7 separate regions of the Mus musculus genome follow, and regions 1, 2, 3, 4, 6 and 7 are each linked to region 5. Evidence: chromatin loops called from intact Hi-C (ENCODE). Cell type or tissue: heart. All regions are shown on one strand. Region 1 overlaps Gm31512 (a long non-coding RNA gene). Region 2 has its middle 39 kb from the start of Gm40434. Region 3 has its middle 14 kb from the start of Gm40434. Region 4 overlaps L2hgdh (L-2-hydroxyglutarate dehydrogenase). Region 5 holds the start of Arf6 (ADP-ribosylation factor 6). Region 6 holds the start of Sos2 (SOS Ras/Rho guanine nucleotide exchange factor 2). Region 7 has its middle 20 kb from the start of Gm31512.

What was found. A loop is a pair of places that touch in the nucleus more often than their neighbours do. Peaks named below come from ENCODE experiments on the same cell type or tissue, not always from the same donor. Only the 100,000 strongest peaks of a DNase experiment are listed, where the experiment ranks them.
Region 1: it touches region 5 in a loop (6-fold over the local background); 10 of 42 quality-filtered maps call a loop at or near these places.
Region 2: a loop joins it to region 5, with 3 times the contacts of the local background. A loop is called at or near these places in 13 of 42 quality-filtered maps.
Region 3: a loop joins it to region 5, with 2.8 times the contacts of the local background. A loop is called at or near these places in 16 of 42 quality-filtered maps.
Region 4: a loop joins it to region 5, with 2.6 times the contacts of the local background. A loop is called at or near these places in 16 of 42 quality-filtered maps.
Region 6: a loop joins it to region 5, with 4 times the contacts of the local background. A loop is called at or near these places in 16 of 42 quality-filtered maps.
Region 7: a loop joins it to region 5, with 2.4 times the contacts of the local background. A loop is called at or near these places in 9 of 42 quality-filtered maps.

The regions. Positions count from the first base shown.
Region 1 is chr12:69,500,474-69,504,473 of GRCm38, forward strand. It overlaps Gm31512 (a long non-coding RNA gene), which reads left to right. Exons shown (of 3, transcript XR_381638.4): 2 at 567-899. Among named protein-coding and RNA genes, the nearest start is that of Gm31512, 5.2 kb to the left of the region's middle. In heart, no CTCF peak of the experiment used is centred here; DNase peaks (open chromatin) are centred at 278, 1,048, 1,668 and 2,018; H3K4me3 peaks cover 337 bases; H3K27ac peaks cover 2,460 bases.
Region 2 is chr12:69,420,872-69,424,871 of GRCm38, forward strand. No RefSeq gene overlaps it. Among named protein-coding and RNA genes, the nearest start is that of Gm40434, 39 kb to the right of the region's middle. In heart, no CTCF peak of the experiment used is centred here; a DNase peak (open chromatin) is centred at 2,150; H3K27ac peaks cover 690 bases.
Region 3 is chr12:69,446,198-69,450,197 of GRCm38, forward strand. No RefSeq gene overlaps it. Among named protein-coding and RNA genes, the nearest start is that of Gm40434, 14 kb to the right of the region's middle. In heart, no CTCF peak of the experiment used is centred here; DNase peaks (open chromatin) are centred at 514, 1,254 and 1,934; H3K4me3 peaks cover 599 bases; H3K27ac peaks cover 1,683 bases.
Region 4 is chr12:69,695,315-69,699,314 of GRCm38, forward strand. All of the region lies in intron 9 of L2hgdh (L-2-hydroxyglutarate dehydrogenase), which reads right to left. Among named protein-coding and RNA genes, the nearest start is that of Sos2, 15 kb to the left of the region's middle. In heart, a CTCF peak has its summit at 1,623 (motif pointing left); no DNase peak of the experiment used is centred here.
Region 5 is chr12:69,369,085-69,373,084 of GRCm38, forward strand. Arf6 (ADP-ribosylation factor 6) reads left to right here and starts at 3,066. Exons shown (of 2, transcript NM_007481.3): 1 at 3,066-3,139; 2 at 3,240-4,000. The coding sequence starts at 3,710. It also overlaps the pseudogene Gm18113. In heart, a CTCF peak has its summit at 2,459; DNase peaks (open chromatin) are centred at 3,007 and 3,957; H3K4me3 peaks cover 2,129 bases; H3K27ac peaks cover 2,272 bases.
Region 6 is chr12:69,680,324-69,684,323 of GRCm38, forward strand. It overlaps Sos2 (SOS Ras/Rho guanine nucleotide exchange factor 2), which reads right to left and starts at 1,529. Exons shown (of 23, transcript NM_001135559.1): 1 at 1,192-1,529. The coding sequence starts at 1,278. In heart, a CTCF peak has its summit at 1,929; DNase peaks (open chromatin) are centred at 798, 1,478, 2,018, 3,468 and 1 weaker place; H3K4me3 peaks cover 3,017 bases; H3K27ac peaks cover 2,691 bases.
Region 7 is chr12:69,514,964-69,518,963 of GRCm38, forward strand. No RefSeq gene overlaps it. Among named protein-coding and RNA genes, the nearest start is that of Gm31512, 20 kb to the left of the region's middle. In heart, no CTCF peak of the experiment used is centred here; DNase peaks (open chromatin) are centred at 368 and 1,738; H3K27ac peaks cover 1,749 bases.

The DNA of each region.
Region 1 (4,000 bases), 130 kb after region 5:
TGTTGGCTTTCAAAACATGCAATTCAAGGTTGGACACACCCTGTAGGCTTCTGTTCTATATAATCTAGAACAGGGTGCTGAGAAGAGGGGAGGGGAGGGGAGGGGAGGGGAGGGGAGGGGAGGGGAGGGGAGGGGAGAGAGACCGAAGTGCAGCCGCTGTCTTGGTTTCCATGTTTCTCTTGGCTCACTCACTCTGGGAGAATGGAGCCACCAAGTCTTGAAGACAGGCAGGCAGAGAGTAAGAGGCTGGGCCGCGAGGAGCTGTGTGTCCCTGGGCAGTCGCCAGAAAGGAACTAAGCTTGTAGCGACCACATGACTGAGTTTGCAGGCAGGTCCTTCCCCAGCAGTCTTGGTCTAACTTCAGTCTCAGCGAATGAATGATTCAGCTGAGACCACAGGCCAGAGCCGCCAGAGAAGGCAAGCCAGGTTTCTAACCAGCAGAGCTGAGAGATGACACCCAATGTTTTAAATTGCCGAGTTTAAGAGTAGTTCACTATACAATAATCAAAACAAACAAACAAACAAACAAACAGGCATTTCCTTTCTTGGTTTTGCATTTTTCCTAGGGGAAAAAAGTGAATGAGTGCTTTCACCAGAGGCCTCCAGGAAGGCTCAGCTCCAGGAGACAAAACCCAGGCAAACAATCAGCTTAAAGGAAGCTTCCCTTGAGGCCTGGGGAGAGATGCGTGGGGCTGAGAAAACTTTTCCAGGCTGTGGGAAGAGCTGCTGTGGACTCTGAACTTATCCTTGCTCCTTCCTGAACACCATTTCGAGAACATCTCTGGTGCGGATGTTAACCAGACGAACCGTACAAGCCATGCACCTCCAAGTGGAGGTTCCTCTGGCTGTTCTGAAACTTCGGGGAACAGAATGACTTTTTCAGGACTCTGGCTTTTCAGGTGAGACAGTTCCTGATGATGCTTTTTGGAGTAAGGGCTGAACAGGCACCAGGTACTGGTTTCTCATGTGCTCCTTGTTAGTCACACCTCACCCTGTGTAGAGTACAAACACTCCCAAGTCATGAACAACAGCATCCCACAAGGATGCAGGAGAACACAATCCCGTTTGGTTTTTCAAACAAACTCATTCATTGGTGGGTACAGAATTGCAGACTCCCTGATACTCGTGTGCACACCCCAAGATGAGGTCCCCTGCTCCAGGAAACCTGTAACTAAAAGCACTAGTTTCCTGAAGCTGGCTGAACTGGGTAAGGGTTTTCTATTGCCTTTGAAGTGCAGATCTGGAACCTCTGGGGAGCTTCTATTTTAAAGATACAAGAAGAATAAGGCTGTTTCCTTCCTTTTAGAAGACCGACAGGTATAAACAAACCAGGAGGGGTGGGGGCGGGCTGCCTGGTCTCTGAGGTCAGGAGCCAGCAACAGGAGCGGAGAAGCATCCCTCTGCAATGCATGACTGCGAAGTATGCAAAATCATGCCAAGTTAATTTGGTGCAGCTGGGGAGGATGGGCGGCTCTGTCAGAGTCTGTTGTTTGTGAGCCAAGCACCTCATTTCTCCAGCTGTTCATGAGCGTGTGTGTGTGTGTGTGTGTGTGTGTGTGTGTGTGTGTGTCCTAAAGGAAACAAAGATGTAGAGGAAATGAAGACGTTAGAGCCAGAAGCCAGTTTCTGCCAACAGGAACAAAGGGGACGATTGTGCTTCTCATTCGGAGGCCACACTGTCAAGAGGCACGAGACACCAATACGCACTGAGACTGTATGAGGGCCCCCGCCAAGGGAACGTCCAGATACACTCTTTCACAACCCAGGGCTCTCAGAAAGACTGGTCAGGGCGTGGCTGCTTTCGTGGTGGCCTCTCCAAGTAAGAGAAAATGCAAATATTGTGCCTGCTCTGTAGCTTTCTTCAAACCAGTGCAAGTCTTTCTCAGCGCAAGGTCACACTTTTCTCTCAATATTAGTTAAAAACAGCCCTGGTCTTGTTTCAGGAAAGCTTCCCAGGACAGTAGCCAAACTCTTACCAAACACACACACACACACACACTCACCAGTGTGGGAGGGGTGGGAGGAGGGATGACCAATCCATGTGATTTCCTGCCGGCCTAGAATTGTGCTGGAGTCAGGAGCTTTCTCCGAGGAAGAGCCAGGCAGCATTGGAGAAGCAGTGTGGTGTGCCTGAGCTCACCGGCTCTTCCAGCACCCACCTCAGGCAAGCAGTTTAGCTGCCTCACGGTGGAGGAAATACCTACTTGGTGAGTCTGAAGCAGGACTCCAGGAAACGGCTGCCTGTGGATGAGTTCTGGACACAGAGAACAAGTCTCTGGCTTTCATTTAATCGAACTTGATCCACTCCGTTAAAAAATTCAGCAATTCAGGGACAGTTGATGAGTTCCACAGGCCATGTGGCCTCCTGAGACCCCAGCCTGGCCCTACCTGCCTTGCTAGATATGCAGACAGCTGAGGTGGACAGTCTGGCTTGCCCTGGGTGTTTCCATCCTGGTGGGGTGATGTGGACATTTTGTCCCCTCCTCCCTTTCCCTCCTCTCCTCAAGGGCGGTGTGTGCATCCATTCTCACGGAATGGTCTTGGTATTGGTTATGGTGTAGGGCGGTTCTTGGGGGTTTTTATTTTTTTTAATTTGTGTGTGCACACCTGTGTGTGGAGATCAGAGGACAACTTTTGGGGATTTGGTCTCAGTTTCTGCCCTGTCGAGAGGCAGGGTCTCTCTTGTTTCTGCCATGCTGCATACTCTGGGCTGGCTGTCCCTGAGGCTTCTCCTTCCCAGCTCTTCTCCTGCTCACTGTGGCTGGGGTAGATGACAGGGCTTCACCACTGCATCTGGCTCTTGACAGGGGTTCTGGTCTTTGGAGGCAAGCACTTTACCCACTGAGCAATCTCTCTCTCTCTCTCTCTCTCTCTCTCTCTCTCTCTCTCTCGTGTTTGTTTTTGTGAATTTGACAAAAGCTAGAACTATCTGGGAAGAAAAACCTGACTCCACCAAATTGACCTGCAGATAACTTCATGGGACTTTTTTTTTTTTCTTCTTCTTTGAACCATGATTGATTTGGGAGGGCCCAGGCCACTGTGGGCAGTACTGCCCTTAGACAGATGGTCCTGGGCTGAAAGGAAGGTAGCTGAAAGCCTGGCATGGTGGTACTTGCCTAATCCCAGCGCTCAGGAGGCAGAGGCAGGCAGATCTCCGTGAGTTTAGGGGGTCAGCATATTCTACATAGCAAGTTCCAGGACAGCCAGGACTATATAAACAGACTCTGTCTGAGAGAGAGAGAGAGAGAGAGAGAGAGAGAGAGAGAGAGAAGAAATTCAGGGAAAGGAAGCCAGTATACATACAGCACTCCTCTAGGGTTTCTGCATCAGTTCCTGCCTTGAGTTCCTGCTCTAACTTCCCTTCATGATGTAAGATAAAATAAACCTCTCTTTCTCAATGCTTTCAATCATTGTGTGTGTGTTTCTAAACAAAAGAATGTCCATAAACTTTCTAACCCAAACCTCAGTCCCATGCAGTGGGCTCTCAAATCTCCATTACCAACTGGATGTGTTAGCACAAATCTGTGATCCCAATACTTAGGAGGTGGAGGAAGCTAAATAATAAAAACCTGTTTTATTTTATTTGTTTCTTTTTGTTTCGTGTGTGTGTGTGTGTGTGTGTGTGTGTGTGTTAAAGGATAGGCATGTTAGTGTATTCCTCTAATCCCAGCACTTGAAAATGGAGAAAACTCAGGATGTCAAGGTCCTTGTCTCAAACCAAACCAAACCAAACCAAACCAAACCAAACCAAACCAAACCAAACCAAACTTACAGATGGGTCAGTAAGTTAAGGTGTCAGCCACCAGTCCTGATGACCTGAATTTGATCCCCAAGACCCACAAGATGGGGGCGAGAGCCAGCTCTGGGAAGTTGTCTTCTGACCTGCACAGGTGCACTGTTGCACGTATACAAATACACACACATACTTACTCACAATAAAAACATAAATGTGCTTCACTTTAAAACAGACCAAAAAAAAAAAAAACCCCACCTGCCTCTG
Region 2 (4,000 bases), 52 kb after region 5:
CTCAACACAGCAGGAAGCTGTGTCATGTGCTGAACAGGAAAGAATTCGAGTGTGTGTGTGTGTGTGTGTGTGTGTGTGTGTGTGTGTGTGTGTGTTATAAGAGCATACGTGCACATGTGTGTTCAGCTGCACTTGTTTATGTGTGCATGTGTGGTTGCCAGAGGCAGACATTGGGAGTCATCCTCTATCACTCTCCACCTTGTTCTTAAATTGAGAAAATAGGGACTGGAGAGATGGCTCAGCTGGTAAGAGCACTGGCTGCTCCTCTAGAGGTTGTGGGTTCAATTCCTAGCACCCACATAGCAGCTCACAAATATCTGTAGCTCCAGATCCAGGGATCTGACACCCTTACACAGACATGCATGCAGGCAAAACACCCCAATGCACATAGAATAAAAATAAATAAATCTTTAAATTGAAATAAATGATGTCTTTATTAATTCTTTGAGACTTTCATGCAATGTATTTTGACCATTTGACCACCCCTCCAGAGCTCCCCCACTGTTCTTCTCAACCTCCCTACCCACCCATTTTCTTTTAAAAATTAAAAAGTTAAACAAACAAACAAACAAAACCCCAGTTTGTCAACTACTCCTAGTCATGGAGCCTGCCCTTGGAGTGTGATCTGTATACCAATTGTCATTCCACTAAGGACAACTAACTTTCTTTTTTCTAGTAGCAATCAAGTGCCAACAGCCCCTCTGTTAGGCCTGGAACCTCGCGTCTACCTCTCTTTCTACATGCTGTGATCTTTATCAGGCGTGTGCTGTCACAATTGCTGTAAATTCCTACAAGCATCTGCCTGATGGCGTTGAAGTCATCGGCACCTCCGGCTCTTATAATCTTTGCATCTGCTCTTCTGCGCAGATCCTGGAGCCTTGCGGGGAGGGGTGTGATAGGGATATCTCACTTAGGGCCGAGCGCTTGTGAGATTGAGCTTATTCTCTGTACGCATGCGCGCACTCCCGCTCCAGTTTCCGTAAAGACCAGTTCTCTCACTGGAGCTTCTCAGGCCAAACCAGCTAGCTGTGAGCTCCAGCGACCTGCCTGTCTCCACCCCATCAGCAGTGGTTACGGATGTGTCATGTATGTTTGGCTTTTACATGGATGCTGAAGATCTGAACTCAGGCTCTCATGCTAGTGCAGCAAGCACTTTATCCGCTGACCCGCCTTTCCTGAAACCCAGGCTTTATTTATTTTCTCAAACTTGTATTCTCTGGACTCAGCCACCATCCCTAGCTTGGAAATGGTTGCCTTTGTTTTTCTGTTGAGACAGCATCTCACACTGTTGGCCAGGCTGGCCTGGAACTACACAGCCCAATTTGCCTTTGAAATGGCAGGGACCCTCTTGCCTCGGCCTTTTGAGCGCCAGGACGTCAGGATGAAGCCCCCAAGCTTGGCAGTCTCTAGAAACAAAAAGGAGGCATTGGTGGATTCTATGGCTCGGTGGGTAAAGACTCTTGTCACTAAGACTGAAAAGCTAAACTCAATCACTGTGACCCACTTTGGGGAAGGAAAGAATGCTCAGGGCTGTCCCAGGATGTCCACGTACACACTGATAGATTTACCCACCCCATAAATAAACAAACAAACAAACAAATGAATGAAAAAAAAATATGGTCTTCTCTTTTCTATGCCTCATATATTACATTTCTACTTTGGACACTCTGACTTGCTTTCTTTTGAACCCCAGTGGTCATGCTTAAGAAATAAAAGCTTATGTCTAAGGTCGGGCAGTGGAGCCCAATGCGGGAACTTCTGACCAGCTGAAAGCCTGGTTCTAGTGTGCAACCTGGCTTACTGTGGTGAATCTACCCAGCTCCGTGCAAGTCCTATTGACATAAAGATGGATGGCTGAGCAAACGCGATGAATCAACGAACACCGAGAATGTTAAGCTCTTCCTTAGGAAAGTGGAAAACTCCTTAGGGTAGGGAGGTCCCCCTGAGAAACTGTACTGTTCTTGATGTAATAATAGACTAGAAAGCCTTTTATAGCCGGGGTAGGTGTGGCAGCTGAGAAACGGAAAGAAAGAAATATGAGTCAATCAAAATCCGCATTCTGTATCCTTCGGCCACTGTCAATCAGATTCGGGAAAGGGCTGGTGTACTCGTGTAGTAGCTCTTACCACCGTGGACTGCAGCTTCCGGTCTGGAGGAGGCTCAGCCGTGCAGCTGTACTTCCTGCTCTGTTTAACACTTACTGCTTCACGTGGTGGAAACTTCCTCACCGGAAGAGCGGTCGGCCATGAGGAAAATGATAGGTGCGGGGCACTCAGGCCTCTCTGAATTTTAAACCTCACTCTGCTTTGCTTTGGGGCTTTGAATCTCGGCCCCAGATTCCTGCCTCAGAATTTGGGGTACTCCTGTGGGCAGGCACACCTACTCTGCTACGGAGTTTAGCAGAAGCCTGCCTGTGCCTGCTCAGGCTACTCACCACACCTCAGGGCCGGGCCCCGAGCAGCTCTCCAAACCTGATGGACAACCAGCCAGAACCTGCTTGCTGTTGGCTAGTGGCCAACCTGGAGGCCCCTAGAGCCGTGGCTCTCAAAATCTTGTTAATTGGTGTGTTCAGAGACCCAGAGCTGGAGAATACAGAGGCACATCTCAGAGGGACAGTGTTCTTACTTTAGCTAAACGAACAAGACCTTTAAGTATACAGTAGAAAATTAAGGAGAATAATCTTTAAAAATATCTTGGTTCTACTTAAAATTTTCCAACCCAATTCCACCCCTTCATCTTGATCTGCAGTCCAGGCTGGATTTGAATTTACAATCCTCCTGCCTCTGAGTGCTGGGATTACAGACAAGTGCCACCATGCCTGGCTCAACTTTTTCGCTTTTATTTCTTTTATTACATTTAGTATGTGCCCATACTGCCACAGCACACATACAGAAGTCAAAGGATAAATTGTCCTTTCAGGAATCAGTTCTCTCTTTCCACCAAGAAGGTCCTAGGTACAGACTCCAGTTTTCAAGCAGAGTAGCAAGGTGCCTTTATCCACTGAGCTATCTGGCTAGACGTTTTTCTCTTTTTCTTTTCTTTTCTTTTTCTTTTCCTTTCCTTCTCTTCTCTTCTCTTTCTTCTCTTCTTCTTCTTCTTCTTCTTCTTCTTCTTCTTCTTCTTCTTCTTCTTCTTCTTCTTCTTCTTCTTCTTCTTCTCCTTCTCCTCCTCCTCCTCCTCCTCCTCCTCCTCCTCCTCCTCCTCCTCCTCCTCCTCCTCCTCCTCCTTCTCTTTTTCTTTTTCTTTAGTATAGAATAGAGTTTATTCAGGGCATGGGGTGGGGAGTTACGAGGGTAGTAGAGGCAGAGAAAGGCAGAGGGAGTGAGAGAGTAGGGAAGTAGAGGCTGGCCATGGCCATGAGCATGTGGAGAGAGGAGGAAGGCAAGGGAATGGGGAAGGGGAGAGCAAGAGCAGGAGAGAAGCAAGAGATCAAAAGCACCATTTTTTTTTCTTTAAAAATAAAATTAGGCAGTAAAGATTTATAATGTGTGGATTGGTTGCGTATGCCTTCTGGGTACTCTTTAGAAAGTAAAAAGTGCTCACTGTCTCAGTCTAGGTTGGAATGGGCTCTTAGGTCCCATCGATCTCATTCCCACCAGAACCTTTGTCCCCTGTCCTGAGTCCTGGATTCCAACCAACCTCTCTAAGATGATTCTCTTGCTAGACACATTCTGAGGCTGTTCCTCCCGTTGCTTCCAGGTCCGAGATGGGACACCTTTCCGCCTGGATTTAGGCTGTAGTCTACACCTGTTCTCTGTGTCCAACCTCAATGCTGAACAGGCATCGAGGGGTGACAGCCATGGGGAATGGGCACTGCTGGCCACTGTCACCTTTCCTCTATGCACTTCGATTTGGAGATGTCTGTGAACACCGCTTTTGTCCCTCACACTGCTAACTCTTCTAAAACAGCGTTTTCTTTATTTACTGCTGTATAGATCACAGTATTTTCTTGCTTCTTGGAGAGATTAACCATGGACCTCTTTCTATTTTTTCTGAGATA
Region 3 (4,000 bases), 77 kb after region 5:
CTTAGAGAACAGAATGTGGCCCCACGAATTTGTGTGTCTAGCAGAAGAAAGGCTCCATCCTGGAAGCTCCAAGTAGCCTGAGGTCACAGGGGTTAGAAAGCCCACTCCTTCCCCAGTCTCCAGTCCCCCTTAATCTAAGCATAAATCTCAGATTACATATGTACTCTGGTTCTCTGTTTCCATCCTCAGGAGAGAAAGCCAGCTTGAATTTACAACCCCAAGCCTGGCTTCCTGTAATGACCTCCTCAGGCAAAGCTGACCAGAGGAAACCATTTTTTTTGTCTGGCTGAGGGATTGGTGCTAGTATCATAAGAGTTCAAAGTATGTTTGAAGCTGCTCCGTTCTTCCCCTAATCTGAAATGGGTCACGCATGGCAGGGCAGGCTTGTGCTCAGTACATAGTCGCATGGCTGTGTGCAGATTCTCCGGACCTCTGCTGCTCAGGGCGTGGTGCTCGCACCCGGCTCGCCCCTCCTTCCCCGCCCTGCGCTCACACCCTCCTCTCCCCTATATGCTTGTGGTGAATGAAGACTGATGTCTTGTAACCTTGGTTAACAGGTTGTGGGACTAGAGTCTGGGTAGGGTGGGGCGTGGCAAGGTTCCCCCTTCTCTTGACAAAGAGCTTGGTTGAGGCTGCAGATCTGACTATTGCAACCGGCTGGGCTGCTTTTCTGGAAGATTGTTTTGTTGGCTGAGCTCCAGCAGTGTAATCCAAGGGGCCTGAAATGGCAAGTCTTGCTGCTTGCCTTTGTAGTTTCACATTTTAAGGATTTGCTGGCGCTTGTTCTGGAAGCAATGGGATCCTCTGCTTTTGCTCCTCATGGCAGCTGTGTGTGTGTGTGTGTGTGTGTGTGTGTGTGTGTGTGTGTGTGTGTGTGATTACAAGGTTTTCTTCATGGGCATGGTTTATGGGTGAATTGTTTACAGCAGCAGAAAGGCTGAGATTAGAGATTTTCCTTTGATTTTAAGGGTTGCAATCCCAGATTTGTGCTTTTGTGCAGAAAGATGATGCAGAATGTTGTAGTGAAATGCGACCTCTCCCTAAGGGCCGATCATCGGGGCTTTCTTCAGGACCCTGCTTCAGCAGTATCAGAGGGAAAGTGATGCGGGAGCAGCCAGTGCTCCAAGTTTCAAAGGACCGGGTGTATTTTCCCATACATTTTGGGAGGGAAGTGAAGTCTTGGGGTTTTGAGGAAGTCGAGGGTGAGGTCAGCAGAGACAGTTATTTATATCTGGATGATGTATAGCGAAAGCACACACTTTCATTCTGTCATCACGGAACCAGTTCATACAAGAGGAAGGGCGTATCTTGCCTTGTTGAAGATCTACTGCTCTAAGATTTCTAGTGTGGTTTAAATTTGGGGTGATGTGTATGGGGCTCTGTGGTATTAGAAGGGTGACTGACCACATATGTTCGTCCTTCAGCCCGTTTTGTGGATAACATGGCTCACTTTCATTGCTTCCAGATCGATTGAGACTGAGGGGTTTTGTTTTTTTTTTTTTTTTTTTTTTTGCTAACTTTCCCAAGATGATCTACAGTGTGAGCAGGTGCGTGTGTGTGTGTGTGTGTGTGTGTGTGTGTGTGTTTTGGGGGGTTTAACATAGGATTAAGAGTCCCTGGGTCTCTGTCATATTTAAGGACGTCTTCTAGCTTTGCCATCTTTACAGCGCTTGAGTTCTGATGTTTTTTCCTCCCCCGGGCTCTTTTCATTATGGGAAATGAAAATGTTTGAGGACAAACATGTCAGAATTGTGAGGGAGAAACTTGGCAGTGGGACGAACTGTGTGATATGCTTGACAAGAATTGAGAAACAACACACCTCAGAAGCTCAGACAGTTCTCATCTTCTGGTTCAGAAAAATGACTCAGAAACCACACAAGGGGAAGCACCCCTGCAGCTCCGGGAAGGCTCTCTCTCAGCCAGTCTTCTCTAAGGAGTCAGCAGCGGCCATTTCCGCACAGCAAGATGTGGCATCTGAGGGAAAGGCAGTGGAGCTCTGCTCCACCAGGGAGGCAGGAAGTGAAAGAGAGAATGGTTGTCCTGCAGAAGGAGAAGAGTTGGGCAAACACTCTGAAAGGCAAATATCTGTAATGATGGGGCAAGGAGAAACTCCGAGTGGCGGGAAACAGACGTGCCTTGGCATAAACACTGAGATTTTTTTTTCTGGGGTTTGCTTAACCCCTGTCTTTGAATGTTTGCCTTTTACGAGAATAAACATGGTTTAATAGTGAGCAAATATTAGTTCACATAATTAGAACCTGTTGAGTTGAACAGGAAACACTGAAGGGAAGCCTGCAGGTGCTTGCAAGCAAGGCTGAAAAGAGGTTCTCGGTATGTAGATTCCCTCTCTGTCCCCCAACAACGGGAGTGCCCTTGAATGGAGCCAGGGTGGGTGGAAGAGGAAATAGACAACTTGTAAAAAGCATGAACAACGCAGGAAGGCTCTGGACATGTTAGTGAGGCTCGTCCAGCACAGGGGAGGTGTCAAAGGTATCTCGGATTTTCAGTTTTGTTCATCGAAGGGGTGTGGGCATCTCACATCCTACCCCTGTCCCTTTCAGAATATGAAATTTGTAAGCTTTCTCCACCTTAGGGTTTGAGTCTATTATCAACTTCATTTCAGGTTTCACAAACTAAAGAAAGGGTTCACTCAGACTGAAGGGGGAGGAAGAGAAAGAGGAGGGAGAGATGGAAGAGAAAGAAGAGTCATTTGCTTTCTCAAATCCAAGTTTCTCTCTGCAAGTGGTTTTCTTTTTTTTTTTTAATTAAATTTATTTATTTATTCCCTATACAACCCAATACCAGCCCTTCCTCTCCTCCCAGTCCTCACACAAGTCTTCCCCCAATTCTCCCTCCCCCTTCTCTTCAGTTTGTGAAACCAGACACACTTAATCTAATAGAACAGAAAGTGAGGAATAACCTTGAACTCACCAGTACAGGACACAACTTCCTGAGGAGAGAACATCAATGGCTCAGGTGCTAAGGTCGAAAAGTAATAAATGGGACCGCATAAAACTGAAAAGCTTCTGTAAGTCAAAAGATACCATCATCAGGACAAAATGACAGCCTATAGATTGGGAAAAGATCTTCACTAACCCTACATCCCACAGAGAGCTAACATCCAAAATATATAAAGAACTCAAGAAGCTAGACACCAACAATCCAAATAACCCAATTTAAAAAACGGGGTGCAGAGCTAAACAAAATTCTCAACAGAAGAATCCTGAATGACCGAGACGCACCTAAAGAAATGTACAACATCCTTAGTCATCAGGGAAATGCAAATCAAAACGACCCTGAGGTTCCACCTCACACCAGTCAGAATGGCTAAGATCAAAACCTCAAAGGACTGCACATGCTGGTGAGGTTGTGTAGCAAGGGGATCACTCCTCCATTGCTGTGGGATCGCCAACTGGTACAACCACTCTGGAAGTCAATTTGGTGGTTTCTCAGAAGGTTAGGAATCGTTCTACTTCAAGACTCAACTATACCATTCTGAGGCATATCCCCAAAAGATGCTTCTGGGGGAAGTTGTGTGAGTTCTTCCCTTCTGTCTTGCAATTCTTACATTCCCAGGTCTGGTTACATTAGGGCAGAGCCAGCAGCCAGCAGCCCTCATCCTCAGGCTGCTGGTGTTGAATGTGAGGTTGCCCAGCTCTGACTGCGGGGAGTCCTTTCCAAAGCTGAGTGAGGACAAATCAATAACTGGCTGCACGGCTCTCCATAACACACAGGAAGATGTGACATACATCGTGGGAGAAAAACAAAAAAATCATTGATGGAAAAATTGATCTTACTAGGGAGATTCATCTGTGCTGACATTTGAAATGGACCTGAAACATGGGCTGAATATTGACATTGAAAAAAGGGTGTCAGGCTGGAGAGATGGCTCAGTAGTTAAGAGCACTGGTTGCTCTTCCAGAAGTCCTGAGTTCATTTCCCAGCAACCACATGGCGGCTCATTAATGTCTGCAACTCCAGTTCCAGGGAATGTGACGCC
Region 4 (4,000 bases), 330 kb after region 5:
ATCTTCGGAAGCCTCTGCTCTCTCCTACATAGTACTGCAAGTGCAGCCTTTCCTTTCAGAAGACTTCAGCCTGAGGTCAGCACTGGAAAATGAAACCTTAGAAAACATAAACCAAACCTGCCTCAAGGGCAGACAATGTCTTGTACAACACCTACTTCTCCTCCATGTCTAGACTTGAGTGTTACAGTTCATAGACAGTCAATAAGCTATGCACTATATTTTTAACAATTTTTTAAGCAAAACTAAAAGAATGATTTCACAAACTAAGAACTGTGGACTCAATTATATAAAAGCTATGAAAACTTGTAACTGACATCTTTGGCTGGCCCTAAATAGGATAGCCAAGTATGTATAAAGCTCATGTTGGGACTACTGCCAATCTAAATGTGTAATACCGAGTGAACATGTGTAACTTGGAGTGCTGCTATGGAGAAGGGAAACAATTCCAGCCTAATTTCCAGACCTGAAGGAGCAGTTATTTTCCTTCCTAATCTTTAACAAAAATGCATTATGAGAGAATATCATTGTTATCTAGGCTCATCTCTCCTTATTTTCTGGTAGGTGCTGGGTATGGAATCCTGTACCTTGTATGTACTGGGCAAGCACTCTATATGCCCAGTGTTAGGGACGAGAACATTGTGAGATCCTATAAATGTCCTGTGAGAGATGACAGAATACCAGCAGTCTAGACTGGGGGCAGAAGGGATATACTTTAGTTGTTAAATTTCCAATTCTGTACAGTATCCGAGGATTCTCATCTGATTCAGAGGGCTTTATGTGAGGAAACCCCAGGGATAAGTGTGTCTAAGGGCGTCCCTCTGTACAGGGTTTTCATTTGATTCATCAGGTATTCTGAGGAGAACTTTTTTTTTAAAAATGTATAAAAGCACAAAGAACTTCTGTATATGAATTACTATTATCATTTTGTATGACAAACTTTTCTCCCCCCCACCCCCAAGACAGGGTTTCTCTGTGTAGTTCTGTATAGCCCTGGCTGTCCTGGAACTCACTCTGTAGACCAGGCTGTCCTCGAACTCAGAAATCCACCTGCCTCTCACAAAGTTTTCAACAATTATACAAACATAACCATTCTTGTTTTATCTGAGGAAATCCCACTCAACACTCAGGTTTTTCCAACGATTTAAGGCACACCCCTGAAGACACCATTTCATGCCAATGTGTATGAAAACTATGATTATTAATAAAGTAGTACACACTTAGTATTGACAATATTCAGCCTATATCAACCAAACTGGCTTTAACTTTTTACTCTCTAATTTACAGACAGGGACGGGGGCAGGGAGTAGTGAGGGGAGAAAATCATCAAAATGTACAGTATGCTTGTATGAAATTGTTAAAAAAATGAACTAAATGGCTGGGCAGTGGTGGCGCATGCCTTTAATCCCAGCACTTAGGATGCAGAGGCAGGCAGATTTCTGAGTCCGAGGCCAGCCTGGTCTACAGAGTGAGTTCCGGGACAGTCAGTGATATACAGAGAAACCCTGTCTCAGGGGGAAAAAAAAGTTTCTTACATTTTCTCTTTAATTTTGTAGTGTGACATTTACCTAATTCACTAGACTAGTGGTTCTCAACCTAGGGAAATCCTGCCCCCTAGAGGATAGCGGCAATATCTGGAGACATTTTGGATTGTTACAAATGGGTGGATGGGTAAAGTCCATGGGTATTAGTAAATAACCTGCAATAAGCTAGCCAGGCCTCACAGCAAACAACTATCCAATACAAACGCCAACGGCACCAAGTTACAGAGGTATCTTGCTATCTTGCTTTTGCATTTTATAACATAGTATAGCTTCCATTCCTGGAAATGTTATTTTTGAATCACTTAATAAGACATTTAACAAAACAATACACGAGAAGTGGGGGATCATTGCCTATATGACTTCATCTTTTTACTTCCTTACAGTGCTAACAGTGTAACACGTGACTCAGAAAAGAGTGAGAGGCGCTTAGAATTAACATAAAGGCCTTAGTGACAATCACGTATCTTGTACAGCTCATGCATGTATCTGACAGATAACAACTTCACATTCCAGTCTAATGCACCACAAATTGTTGTTCACAATGCTTTGCTGAACAATAAGAATGTAGATGCATGACCTTCGGTAGCTCCTGATGCTCTCGGCACAGTTTTAGAGTAATACCTCTCTCACGCGTGGCTTCCATCAGCTTGCTCCTTTGCAGCACTGCGGATCTAACTCAGGACTGCTTGGATGTATGGCCTGTTAGACTGCACTATCTAACATTTATGCTTATGACACAATACTGGGTTGCATGACAAATAAGACAGGCAGGACTGAGGCTTCAAGCTGTGAAAAGCTCTATTGATCTCATCATTAAATATTTCAGGCATTTAATAAGATATTAATTAACAAGATATACTCTAATGAAAACCGGAGATAATAAAAATAAAATAAATAAAAAATCAATTAAAAAGCAGAAAGAAATCTATGTGGTATTTGCAGATTCTGATCTTCCGTTCCCAGAGGCAGCCACTTTTCTGAGTCAGGTATTTATTAGTTTTATGACTGCTTTTTATTTTCACAGTGATCTACAAATAATGTGTGATATTTGGCTTGTTTTTCAACTCATACAAATGATATCAAATATATATTCCTTGTTTTTAGTAATTCCTGAATTTACCAGCTGGAGGAACCAGAAGAAATCAAGAGAAGGAACAAATAGGGTCACTAAACTAGCCATATCAGCATCTGTGTCTCTAAAGGGGAACTCCTCTGTGATTGAGTTGACTGTCTCCACATGCACCTGCAAACAGGTTTGCCTCAGACTTCTATCAAACTGTGGTAATGAATATAGGTAGTGAACTCCCTGCCACAGTTTTGATACAAAATCCCACATGCCCAGCCACCTGATTTAACCAGCCTGTTTTCAGATTTAAGACATTCTAAGTCTACAACTGTAAACCAGAGAAAATAAAAGACTTTGTTTATAAGTAAGCACAAGAAAACAATGCCTCAATATTTTTACCCCTTCCATTTCAGAAGGAGAGTGGGAGAGATGAGAAAGGAAACGTGAACTGGGTACTTAACAGTCCCTCCAAGGAGTCCATCAGAATGGCCTCAGAATGACACAGAGACAGATTTAGAGAAGATCTCCCCCTGCCAGCCCCTTAAGGGAAACAGCTGACATGACTGTCGCTCTGCTAATACAGAGTGGAGCTCACGGACATATTACACCAGGCTAGTTTCAACAGCTGCTCTACAGCACTGTGGAGGGGGATGCTACAGTATGAGCACCTCGAATACACCGTGGATTAGGTCTGACAACTGGCACGGACACTAAAAATATCCCCAGGGAGGACAAACACATAGGCTTGATGAGTTCAGAAGAATCTACACAGCAAGTCCAGAAAGTCTCTAATTCCAAGAAGAAAACACCAACAAAGCTTTCCTGACACCCCTGAGCAAGGATTTAGAACAACTATAGCCGGGCTACATCCTACTTCTATCCTACAAGCAGAGTCCAAGTGGACAGAAGCACAAGTAGTGGGCGGATCCCAGTGATGCAGAGCGTGCCCCGCCCGAATCTGCGTGAGTGAGTTTGATTCCCAGCACCCACTATGGGCAGCTTACAACTCCTGTAGTTCCAGTTCCATGGGCTCCAATGCCTCCGGGTTCATGTGCACATGAGACCACACCTCTCCACAGACATACACAATTAAAAATAAAATTAAAAATTTTTAAGTTGAGAAGACGAAAGGCAAGTATGTGTCTAAAGGGTTTTTAAGACTCAGTCAAGGGCTGGTGAGATGGCTCAGTGGTCAAGAGCACTGACTGCTCTTCCGAAGGGCCTGAGTTCAAATCCCAGCAACTCAAATCCCAGCAACCACATGGTGGCTCACAACCATCCGTAAGGAGATCTGATGCCCTCTTCTGGAGTGTCTGATGACAGCTATAGTGTACTTACATATAATAATAATATAAAAAAGACTCAGTCAAAGTGGCACACAGAGAAACCCTGT
Region 5 (4,000 bases):
GTAGCTCTGACTGGTCTGGAACTCACAATGTAGGTAAAGTCAGAGTTTCGTCTGCCTTTGGAGTGCTGAGAGCAAAGGCATACACATCCAGCTAAAACTTTGGAACTTTTTTTTTTTTTCCAAGACAGGGTTTCTCTGTGTAGCCCTGGCTGTCCTGGAACTCACTCTGTAGACCAGGCTGGCCTCGAACTCAGAAATCCGCCCACCTCTGCCCCCCAAGTGCTGAGATTAAAGGCGTGCGCCACCACACCCAGCTAACTTTGGAAGTTTGAATGTCTCATATTTCAAATCCTGGAACACCACACCAATCAGCTTACTCACAGGAATCCTATGGAACACCGAGGTAGGAGAGTGATTTATTTGCTCATTTTCCTCTTTCCTTACTCTTCATTTGGGAATAAGTCCAAATATGAGAGGTTAAAACGGTTGCTGTATATCAACATGAGTTTCAGTCATGGTCTGCCACTTTTTGACCATGGAATACATTTTGTCTCAAGATCCATGTCATGAAAATTAGTCAGTTTTTGCCCTGAACGTCTTCAGTAACTAGCTTAAATTTTCTTTTCTTTTTTTTTTAAAGATTTATTTATTTTTATTTATATGAGTACACTGCAGCTGTCTTCAGACACACATTAGAAGAGTGCACTGGATCCCATTACAGATGGTTGTGAGCCACCATGTGGTTGCTGATTTGAACTCAGGACCTCTAGAAGAGCAGTCAGTGCTCTTAACCGCTGAGCCATCTCTCCAGCCCTAGCTTAAAATTTCTAAATGAAACTTCATCATTCTGTAGATCTTCAAGGCTCACTTCAAACGTAGGACTCTTGAGCAGATACAGTTTTGGATCCTTGAGTCCCTTGTGACCGTCGTTTTCCCAATGTTTTTAATACTAGCTGGAACTTTCATATCACACCAGTCTTTCTTAGAAAATCGGTCAACCTTTCACCACACGCTTGCTCTTGCCTGCCAAGGTACTCCTTAGAGAGCCATTTTATATGCAGCTAACAGTTGAAAGGGGAGGGAGAGGCAGGTTGTAAGTGGTGGAGCCACTGGTCAGGTGCCATGTTCCCATAAACAACACTAAGGAAATCACTGTGTCTCAAAAATGTAAAAGAAAAAAAAAAAGGCATGAAAGTAGAAGGGGCTACTAAAAAGGAAGTCAGTGAAAGGGAGCAAGGGAAGGTGACAGAGGGGGAGAATAACTGAAAAACATTATATACACATTTGAGGGCAAAATGATTATGTACAATTAATATAATAGAAACATCAAATAAAAATTATTCTCTAGAAGGGGTCAAGAAAATAAGATGTTTCATCTGTGGTATGGTTTAATAGTTGCCTAAATTATTACTATTTGGAAGTGTTTGGAATATTTTAAAATTTACCTTTTTTTTTTTTTGAGCTAGGACCTCACTTTGTAACCTTGACTTGGCCTGGAGCTCAATATGTACACCAGGTTGGCCTCAATCTCAGAGATATTCATCAATCTCTGTCTCTCCAGTGCGGGGGTTAAAGGCATACACCACCTTGAATGTCTTTAAATTACATTTTGCTTGGTGTCCTCCAAGTCAGGGTGGGTGACAAGTGCTTTAATCACTGAGCAGTATCAACCAGCCCCAAACTGACCTATTTTTTTTAAAGCATGGCATAGAGAGTTTAATTCTTACTATTGGCGACTAGTTTCTGACTATTGCTATTTGTTTTGTACTATAATTATTCTTTAATCATTTATTATTGGGGCTGGGAAGATGGCTTGGTGCATTAAAAAGCACTTGCTTTGTAAGCAGTAAGTTCCAGAGTTCGAATCTTCAGTCAAGTAAAAAGCCTGCTGTGGTTTCAAATACCTGTTGCTCCATTGGGTCACCCCTGTCCTGGGAGGTGGAGGCTGGAGAATAATTTCAGATAACCCTGAGCGACTGTGAGGCCAGTACTTGTTAAATAGAGTGGCACACTCTCTAGCCTAGACTGACCTAGAATTACAGCGACCCTCTCTGCCTCAGTCTCATCACTTCTGGTACAGGTGTGAGCTGTACCAGATGACTTCCTTTTTTTTTTTTTTTAATTATAAAATAAAAACAGTATATTATCATATGCTGTTGTAGCAACTTCCTTGAACTTAAGTTTTCTCCCCGTGTTTATTTTTATTAAAAATTTCACCTTACTTTAACCTTAACACTATCCGTTTAATACAAAAAGGTTTCCTGGTCCAGCAAGATGGCTTAGTAGGTAAAAGCGTCGGGCGCCAAGCTTGACTTGATACCTGGGACCCACATGAAGAAAGGGGAGAACTGACTTTGGTTGTCCTCTGACCTCTCTCCGTGCGTACGCACACTAAATGAAAAAAAGTATTTGAAAATAAGAACAAAACCCAAAGAGTTTCCTTATAGTACGTGGAGAGCAGAAGTCAATTCAAGGGAGTTGGTTCTCTCCTTCCTGGGGAACGAAGGCGGGTCCGCCCTCTCGGTGGCAGGCTTTACCCACAGTCATCTCGTCGGCCCTGATAGTCTGTTTCTTAAGAAATGCGGGCGGTTCAGACCAGACTTATAAAGAACGAGTTTAAACTTTCAAAGGCAGGGCTTAGGGGCAGACCCAACTCGAGTACAAAAAGTGCGGGCTACTTTGGCGGATTCTATGGAACACTGGCCTCCCACGTGTCTTCCAGGAAACTGAAGGAAGGCTGGGGAGAGCGGGAGGGGCTTCGCGCAGGGGGTCCGGGAGCGAGCCTGGGAAGCGTGGCTGGGGCGCCGGTCCTAAGGGCCGACGAAGCCCGCCCTCGGTGGATCCGTGCCCCGCCTTCGAGTGGCGGAGAAGGAGACCCGCGGAGACCCCGGGTAGAGCGACAGGTGGGCACACGGCCAGCCCCACGCCAGCAGGTTCCGCGAGGCGCCGGCGTTGAGCCCCGGGAGCCGCCGTAGCCCCGCCCCCCGGCGCGTGGCGCTCGTGACGTCGAGAGCGCGGGCCACTCTCCTTTCAGAGGTCGCGCTCTTCCGAACGGTCGGGCCGAGGCGCGCGTGCGCAGTTGGGAGGGGAAGTGAGGCGGTTTCCTCGGCGCCTTTTCCGGCAGCGGCGGCGGCGGCAGCAGAGCTAGGAGGAGGAGGTGGAGGCCGGAGGGAACCCGCGCTCGGGGCGGCGGCTGGAGGTAACCTCAAGGGCCGAGCCCGAAAGGCGGGCCGCGTCGGTCTGGGCGCCCCCTCGGAGGCCCGGCGGTAACTCCCTTCTCCCTCTCTGTGTCCCTGCAGGCGAGCACCCGCGAGTTCCCGCGAGGATCCATGACCTGACCGGGCGCCGAGCCGCGCTCGTCGTCGGGGTGGTGACCGGGGTCGGTGCCGAGTCCGGTGCTCGCAGGCCGGCAGGCCGGCCGCAGTTGGAGCCGGCGCGTGCCGAGGCGGCGGAGGAGCTGTCGGCGGCGCTTGCTCGCTCGCTCGTTCGCGCGGCGCCTGCGGGGGGGAAGGGCAGTTCCGGGCCGGCCGCGCCTCGCCTCGCCTCGCTTGAGCAGGGCGGCGGCTCTCCCGGCGCAGACGCAGGGCCCCGGCGGCGGGCGATGCCCGAGTGAGCGCAGGCCGGGCCCCTGCTCCCCTAGCCGGCAGCTTCGCGCAGGCCGCAGGGCGTCCTCGCAGCGGGGCGGCGACGTTTCGGGCTCGCGGCGGCGTTGTAGGCTTGAGGGGACCCGGGACACCTGAATGCCCCCGGCCCCGGCTCTTCCGACGCGATGGGGAAGGTGCTATCCAAGATCTTCGGGAACAAGGAAATGCGGATCCTCATGCTGGGCCTGGACGCAGCCGGCAAGACAACGATCCTGTACAAGTTGAAGCTGGGCCAATCGGTGACCACCATCCCCACGGTGGGCTTCAACGTGGAGACGGTGACTTACAAAAACGTCAAGTTCAACGTGTGGGATGTGGGCGGCCAGGACAAGATCCGGCCGCTCTGGCGGCATTACTACACCGGGACCCAGGGTCTGATCTTCGTGGTAGACTGCGCCGACCGCGACCGCATCGAC
Region 6 (4,000 bases), 310 kb after region 5:
GTACGAGTGTGTGTAGGGAGTCAGTTCTCTCCTTCCCCCCTGGGTTCTGCACATGAACTCAGGAACCCAAAAGGTACTTTTACTCCTTACATCTTACATTCTCCCTCAATTGTGGTATTTTACCTAGTGGAGGTTTCTTATTAAAGTGTGTGTGTGTGATATATGTGTTAGTGGCATGTGTGTGTGTGTGTGTGTGTGTGTGTGTGTGTGTGTGTGTGTGTGGTGAGGGCCTGCATGAAGGCCAGGACAGCTTTGTGGAGTCAGTTCTCCCCTATCACCTTTACGTGGATTCCAGGAATGAAATTCAAGCCATCAAGCTTGTGTTGTTGGACCGCAAATCACCTTCCCTAACGAGTCTCTTGCTGGCCCAGAGCAACAAAGAGAATGGCATAATTACCTAACTTCATATAAGACTAGCACCAACCAATCGGAGACACGCACCCTAGCAATGTATCTAATCTCCAAAGATTGATTAGCAACGAGCCACCTCCCCCCCCCCGCCCGCCCCCGCAACTGTCCCTTAAAAGTGGTTATTGCAAGTCCTCGTCGCTGTGAAGAAACTGACCACATTTTGTGAGGCAATCTTTGTATTCAGGTAAGACTTCTGCAGGAAGTGGGGAGGCGCTTTAGATTCACCCCAAGAGCTGGAGAACGAATACTATGACTCACTGACACTTCACACATGGGAAACACACATCCATATTAGCGAAAACAGCACAGCCTCAACAGGCGAATGGGCGAGCGTAGCAAGCAAGCCGCCCGAGGCGAGCACCCCCAGCCCCAAGAACTTAATTCAAAGTAGCCTCTCGGTCCAAAATTGCGCATTTGTTTTAGAAACGAAAAAAACCAGTGGGACTCTGTGTTGCCAGAATCCAGCCTGAGGACAACGCATTGGTCAACGGCGGAAGTTGCCTGACGAAATGACTGTAAGATGAAATCCAGTTTTATGATCATAACAAAACCTTCCTTCCGGGACCAGGCCAAAAAAGAAAGTTGAGAAAACGTCCTTCGGGATGCAACAGGCAATTAGGAGCGCCCGCAGCCCGGCCAGAGAAGGCTCGGCCGCGGCACGCGGGGCGGGCGCGAGCCGTGCTCCCCGCTCCTCGCTCTCCCCGTTACAAGTTGTGCGAGCTCCGGGCCCGGCCCCCCAGCCCGTCGCCCCGCGGCACCTCCCTCGGCCCCAGCACTGACCTTCCGCAGGGCCGGGACCAATAGTCCCCGCCATTTCGGGCTGTTTTCTTCGCTGAAGAACTCGTAGGGCTGCGGCGCCTGCTGCATGGCCCCGGCCGCAGCGCCTCCGCATCGGAGGCCGGGCCGGTGGCCTGACAGGCAGGGCGCCGGCCGCCTCGCCTCGCCTCGCCCCGGCCGCCGCCTCCCGCCCGGGCCGCAGCTCCGGCCGAGCGCTCGGGGGCGGCGCCGGCGGGCGGGCGTTCGCCGAGGCTTGGCGGCCCCGCAGCCCCGAGGAAGCGCGGCGGCCCGAGGCGTCCTGCTGTCCCCGCGGCGCCGGCCCGCTGGCCCGAGGCTCCTCCTCCTTTGTCTGGGTGCGCAGCGCGGGGCACCGCCGGCCTCGCCCCCGCCCCGACTCCCGCTACGGCCGCGGCGGGCAGACAGCGGCGGCCCGCAGCGTCCTCATCGCCTCCCCCGCCCTCCGCGCAGCCGCCGCTACCGCCGCCGCCGCCGCCGCCGCCACCGCCGGGTCCGCCCGAGTCACCTCCAGAGGGCCCTCGGGGCCGAGCGGGCGCGCGTGTCCGGCGTGCACGGCACTGGCCGCCGCCGCCGCCGCCGCCCCTCCAGCCCCGCCGGCCGCCGCCGAGCGCCCGGTGCCTGCAGCGGCGGCTCGGCTCGGCTCGGCCCCGCGCTCGCTCTCCCGAGTCTCTGGAGAAGACCAGCACGGAGCATGCGCGCCGCCGAGCGGGCCGAGGCGTCTGGTGCGGGGCCCCGGGGCCGGGAGGGTAATCGGTCTCTCCTGGGAACGTGCACGGGGCGGGGTGGCTCTTCCAGACGAACTCGGCAGCGTTCCGAGTCCTGGCAGACAATCCTGATTCGGTACAGCCCTAGGGGACCCCCGAGCCCGTGACTGCAGCTCTGGGAGGCAGAACACAGATGTGGGGAGAAAAGGACATTTGGGCTGATAGGATATTTATTTAACGTGTGCTCTGTGTGGCTCCTTTGTATATTTAGGTGATAGTGGCTATTCATAAAGTCACATTGTAGGGTCATGGGAAGCTCTTAGCGCACGTTGAAGGGCCAGATGACTTCAGTTCGAGGTCTTTCACCTAGAGTCCCTATGGATCAAAAAAAAAAAAAAAAAAAAAGTATCCAAAAACTTTCAGATATTGTTCTTAGGTTAATCATGTTCAAATCCTTTCCACTTAAGGTTCTACAGAACCTGGATCCTGCGATACAGTCACACTAATTAGCATTAAAAAAAAAAAACCTAAAAATCCTCTGTCCCTATGCTTTTTTAAGTTGAAGGGGCATGTACTTTGGAAACTTTTTCACTAACCCAAATTTCATCCCACTAAAATCGCTGAACAGATTGCTCCCAACGGGCTGTAAACAGTCATGCTGCCAGCCACCGAAGTGAGGAAGGGAACAGAAGAACAGACTGGAAAAGATAACTTGTGTAGTAATTTCAGCTCCAGAATCAGTGGGTGAACATTGTTCTCCCCCAAACACAACACCATTTTGACTTCATAAAGTAAAAATGGCAACTAAATACTTAAAGAGATCGGAGGTTTCCGTTTTGTTTTGTTTTTGGTTTCTTTTTTAATCTAAGTATCCACAGTGTTTAAAAAAAAAAAAGTCCTCTGGGGCTGTCGAGGAAAAGGTACCTGCTTCGCTTCCCAAGGCTGACAACCTGCGTTCCACCCCTGGAACCCACGTGAAGGAAAGAACCGGCTTCGCAAGGTTGTTCCCTGACCTGTCTACATCTGAAATGTGGCATATGTGTGTCCTCGCACACGCGTGTGCCTACATAATAACACTAAAGTTGTTTCTAATAAAAGTTCTAAAGTTGTCTTCTAATAAATGGCCATGTTCATAGTCCCATGTACTAAATACACTCTGGTTTATAGAGAAAGCTTATTTTTCCTAAAGTTCCTAGACCCTAGCTATAAAACACGAAGCTGTCAAATTATCAGACTGCAATTGTATTTTCTCATAGGAAAGTCATTGGTGGGAAGTTTTATTCTTGGCAAAGGCTATTGGAAGGCTCCCCTGAGCTTAATCTGGCCTGAAGATGTATTTGTTTCGCCAAGTATTAAGAATTTTTAATTGGTATTACCATTTTAAAGTCGATAGCTTTTTTTTTTTCTTGTCTATTTCCAGCTTCTCTTGACAAAGATCTGGCAACAACGTGGCCTACTGCATCTATGCAAAGAAACGAGCAGGCAGTGCAGAGGCCGTCCTCTTTATAGAAGTGTGCCACCCATTTCCAGTTGGCTGTCCTCCCGATCTGGCACCGTTCCCCTTTTACGTAACCTGCCTAGCCTCTACAGGCATCGGCCCTGTGATCTCTGGGCTAGGCAAACAGAAACGGATCCACATGGTGCAAAGGGTCCAAGAATGACACCAGAGAGTTTTCCCAGCCAGACAAGTGACCATCTAAAGACAAACAGAAACTGTTGAATCCATATCTCATACTCAGGCAGAAATGCCAATAGGTCAAAGGTTTACATGTATAAAAAAGGGATTCCAAATGACCTCAGAATAAAAAAAAAAAAATAAGATGACTTTTATATATATCACAAAAATCTAGACTGACATAGATTTTTTTAATGCCTGGGGGGAAAACCCACAAGTCAAGCTAAAAGGCAATGACAAGCTAGAAACACACACACACAACTACAGCAATTCATTTTTTGAGCTAACTTCCCTGCAAATTAGTAGAATTAAACCTCAAAGGGGGGGGGGGGAATGAGAGGAAAAAGACTGAAAAAGCTATCTCACACACACACACATAAAGAGAATGGGTATCTCTTAAAAATAAACACTAAAC
Region 7 (4,000 bases), 150 kb after region 5:
TGTGTGTGTGTGTGTGCGCACGAGCACCCGTGCATGTGAATACAGGTGCCTGTGAAAGTCTGAAGAAGGTGTCAGATCCCCTGGAACTGGAGTTACAGACAGTTGTGAGCAGCCAGATATGGGTGCTAGGAAGTATCCAGAAGTATCAACATCCCTCCAGACAAATCCCGGGTTAGTTTAGTTTGCTTTTTCTCCTTTGCTCCACAAGGATCTGGGAGGGGCCTGAAGAGGTCCGTGAGGTAGAGGCAGTTTTCGTCCTTTCCTGACGTTATCTTAGAATCAGCATTCTTTCTGAGGAGAAGCCAGTGGATTCCAATCCCGCCCGGTCTGTGACAGGAAGTGACCTTCTCTGCCTGTTTCTGAAGGACACCGAGAGAGCACAGACTCCTGAAGCAGCAAGCCCTTTTGCTTATGGAAAAGCTTGGGTAATGCTGTCACTGTGGCAAGCCAGGGCTGAGGGAAACTGCTCGATAATCTGGCCTCCGTCTAATCCCTCCTGAAAGAGCTGTGTTAGGCCTCAAATGGCTTCTCCAGGCTAGTGATCCCCTCTACTTCTGGGATCGTTTCCAAACGTCACAAGAGGCTGAAAAGGAAGCAAGTTATCTTCATCCAAAGGAAAAATACGACTGGTTGGCTACAGGCCCTCTACTCTATGGACCGGTCTAGAGGAACAGGTGCTTTTAGAACCAGACCTTTAGGCCTGGGGAAACATGGTTCTTGGAGGGCTGCAGAGCAGGCCAAGAACCAGTCTGTGCTACAACCATTTCTCCATAAATTGGTACTTGGAGACCCTGGCCTAAAGAGGCCATTACAGATAGTTGCACTGAGTCTGCATGGGAAAGGCCTCCACAGTGTCTTGGCACCACCCTGCCATGACAAGGGTAAGCCTGTGGGAAGACATCAGTGAGAGGATGGGGAGCTAGGAGAACTAGTTAGAGGCTCTGAGGGTAGGAGTGGGGATGGCTCAGCTGCCTGCTACCCTTCAGTCCTGAGAGAATCAGAAATGGATGCCTGGGTATGTACTGGAAGGCTAGCCCTCTGCTCTTTTCTCCCCCATCAGCCACACACACTCCCACCACCCTGGGCAGAAGACCCTAGGGCCACACCCAGGACAGTGCTAACCACACCACTGGAGCACTCCTCTGGGGACCCAGACTCTGGGGACCCAGGGTAACAATGGACTTTTGTTTCTCAGCCTATAAAGGAAGCCCTTCTATGGGTGTCACAGTGTAATCCTAGGTATAGTCTCCAAGTTCATGGTGTCCTAGGTATACACTTTCCAAGTTCATGGTGTTTGAACACATTTCCTGGATTGAGTAACCCAGGCTGGCTTAGAATTCCCTATGTAGTCAAAGATCCAAAGATGACCAGGAACTCTCTGTCCTCTTGCATCTACCTCCCAAGCACGGGGATCGCAGGCGTTTACCACCGCATCCACTTAAGCACTTCTCCTTATAAGGCTGATTGATAAAAGCTGTGTCAAAGGTCCAAGGCCACTGCAGAGAAGAGCTTATCATCTTACAAGACCTCACGTTGGAAAGAGTCATTGGCCCAGAAGCAGTGACCCCTATGCCACGATCATGCACCTAGGAACTCCACTGAGATGGTCCAGCCCCAACCAGAAGGCACCATGGTAACGGGAGGAAAGAGAGATGCTTGCTACACCACACTTCTGTCTGCGTTTACCATCTCATCTGAGGCCAACGACACTGGAGCCCTTCCCTGAGCTGTACCCTGGCTCTGTAAGCCACTTCCTGTTTCTTTTTCTAGGTTATAAATGCTAGATTTAGTGTGAGTCACTCAGTCAAGAGGTCCAGAGTCTGAGGCTGCCTCTTGGGGAAGGCAGTGGAGGTGGGGACTGGGTAGGCCGACACATAAGAAAACACACACACACACACACACACACACACACACACACACACACACACACACTACCTATAGGAATGCTGTGGCTTGGTTCTCAGAGGTCCTTGGACAAATATACTTTTTGAAGAATTCTTTTGCTCACCTCCCTGGAAACATTGCTTTGCAAGGGGCCAGCCCTAACTGATCATCAGGCAACAGTTGGGAGTCCAGTACAGATGTAGACAAGAGGCCATTCAAAAGCATTATCTTCGAATAACTATGCTTCAGTCTCAAAACAAGGAGGAAACCACAGGTCAGACATGAGCCAGCGTTCATCAACCTGGTGCACGCGAAGGAACAGCTCTTACACAGTTCTATGGCTTCTGTTACAATTTCTCAGTTCTTGCTGATTTCGCTATGCTAATGCTCTGCCGAGACACTAAACGCCAAAGGACAAGACACTGGGAGATTTGGTCAAAGCCAATGTACCAAGTCAACCCTGGGATGCTATTTTCACCTTTTAGTTCTATTCCCTGGAGTCTGTCCCCACCCGTGCCCCCAAATCAAACTTGTCTTTTAAGCTAGGACAGTTTGGTGACCTTGCATTCAGAGGTGATTTGGGGCACAGAGCTTGGGGCTGGATCCTGGAAAAGGTGGCCCATTTTGCACACGACACTTGTTCTGCAGGAAGAATTAGAAGGGGGTAAGGGAAACAGAGTTGAATGCAGTAACTTGGTGGCTGTTCTGAAAGGAGTCAGGCATATGAGTCCTACTGTCTGTTGTCTAGTGACAACCCTTCTGAGATCAGAAACAGGCACACTGCATCTGTGCAGAGGAGCCATGACTTCCCATGCAATCTATAGAAAAAAGACACAAACAACGTGCCATCCTCCTAATTGTTAAAGACGCAGAGAAAGGAATTTGCAGACACTATTAAATCCTTATCTTATGCCCCATTGACTCAGGGGTGTTTGTTTTAACAGTTAGCCTATCCCAGCTGATGGAGGATCAAAGTCCTTAAAAGGTCATAGGTTTTACCCATTATTTGGAATATATCCAGAAAATGATGCTGGTTGCTGCCATACAATAATATCAACGAAACACCATCCCCTAGACAAATAGGCAATATTATTCTCCAACAATAGAAGATTCAGGAAATAAATTATAACTTTGCATTTAGTATTATTGAAATGTATTTACTGAGGTAAAAAAACAAAAACAAAAAAAACAAAAAAAAAAAACAAAAAACAAACAAACAAAAAAAAACATGATGCAGAGTTACTTGAAGAAGAGGGGGGAAAATGGAAGGCATATTTCTGTCACTGTGGTGAAACACAGGCTAAACACTCCCTGAGGGAGGAGAGCCTTTACTTGACTTACACTTGCAACCAGTCCATCTCGGGAAGAAAGTCAGAGCATGGGCTCAAGGCAAGATTGCTGCTTCCTGTCTTATTACCAGACTTCAAGATTGGACTTGCTATCCCTGGTGTGGGTAAGTGATGCGCCTCTGGGTTCAATCCCACCATCATAAGCTAAACGTCTGCTTTCTAGTCTCAGCTAGGAATCGCCCTCCTGCCTGTGTTGCTCAGGGCTCAGTTCCATTGACAAAATGCTCCGGCTCTAAGGGAGGAAGTGTCTCTTCACCACAGTGGTTTCCAGAATTTTCTGAGAGTTGCTAGACCTCAGAACTTTCCTTTCTTTGGGATCCCATTTTGGATGACTTTGGAAAGTTCTGCCACAGGTTCCCCTGTCCCTTCAGGACAGCTGAAGATGAAGACCATGTCTCCACCATAGCAGAGTGGGAAGGCACAGCCTAACTCCAGGACTCCAAGCAGATATCATCAGTGTCATCACAAAACAATATGAGAGCCTGAAGCCCCAGGGCCTGACATGCAAGATCAGAGTCTCCACCGTTCTCTCCAAGGTCACTTGCAACAATGTTTCGGGTTTATGTTTTGCCTTCTAAACACCTAGTCCTGACAAAATTAAATTGAAATTCCATCTTTTCCCCTACCCTATTCACTCCCTACCCTTCTCAGCATATCCTTTTGTGGAGGGACAAACCACAGAGGTTTCCTGTCAGAAGGGTTCTTTGCTGTTTTACCAGGAGACCGGATAGCGACTGTAAGTTCATGTGTAGCATGGCAGAACTATT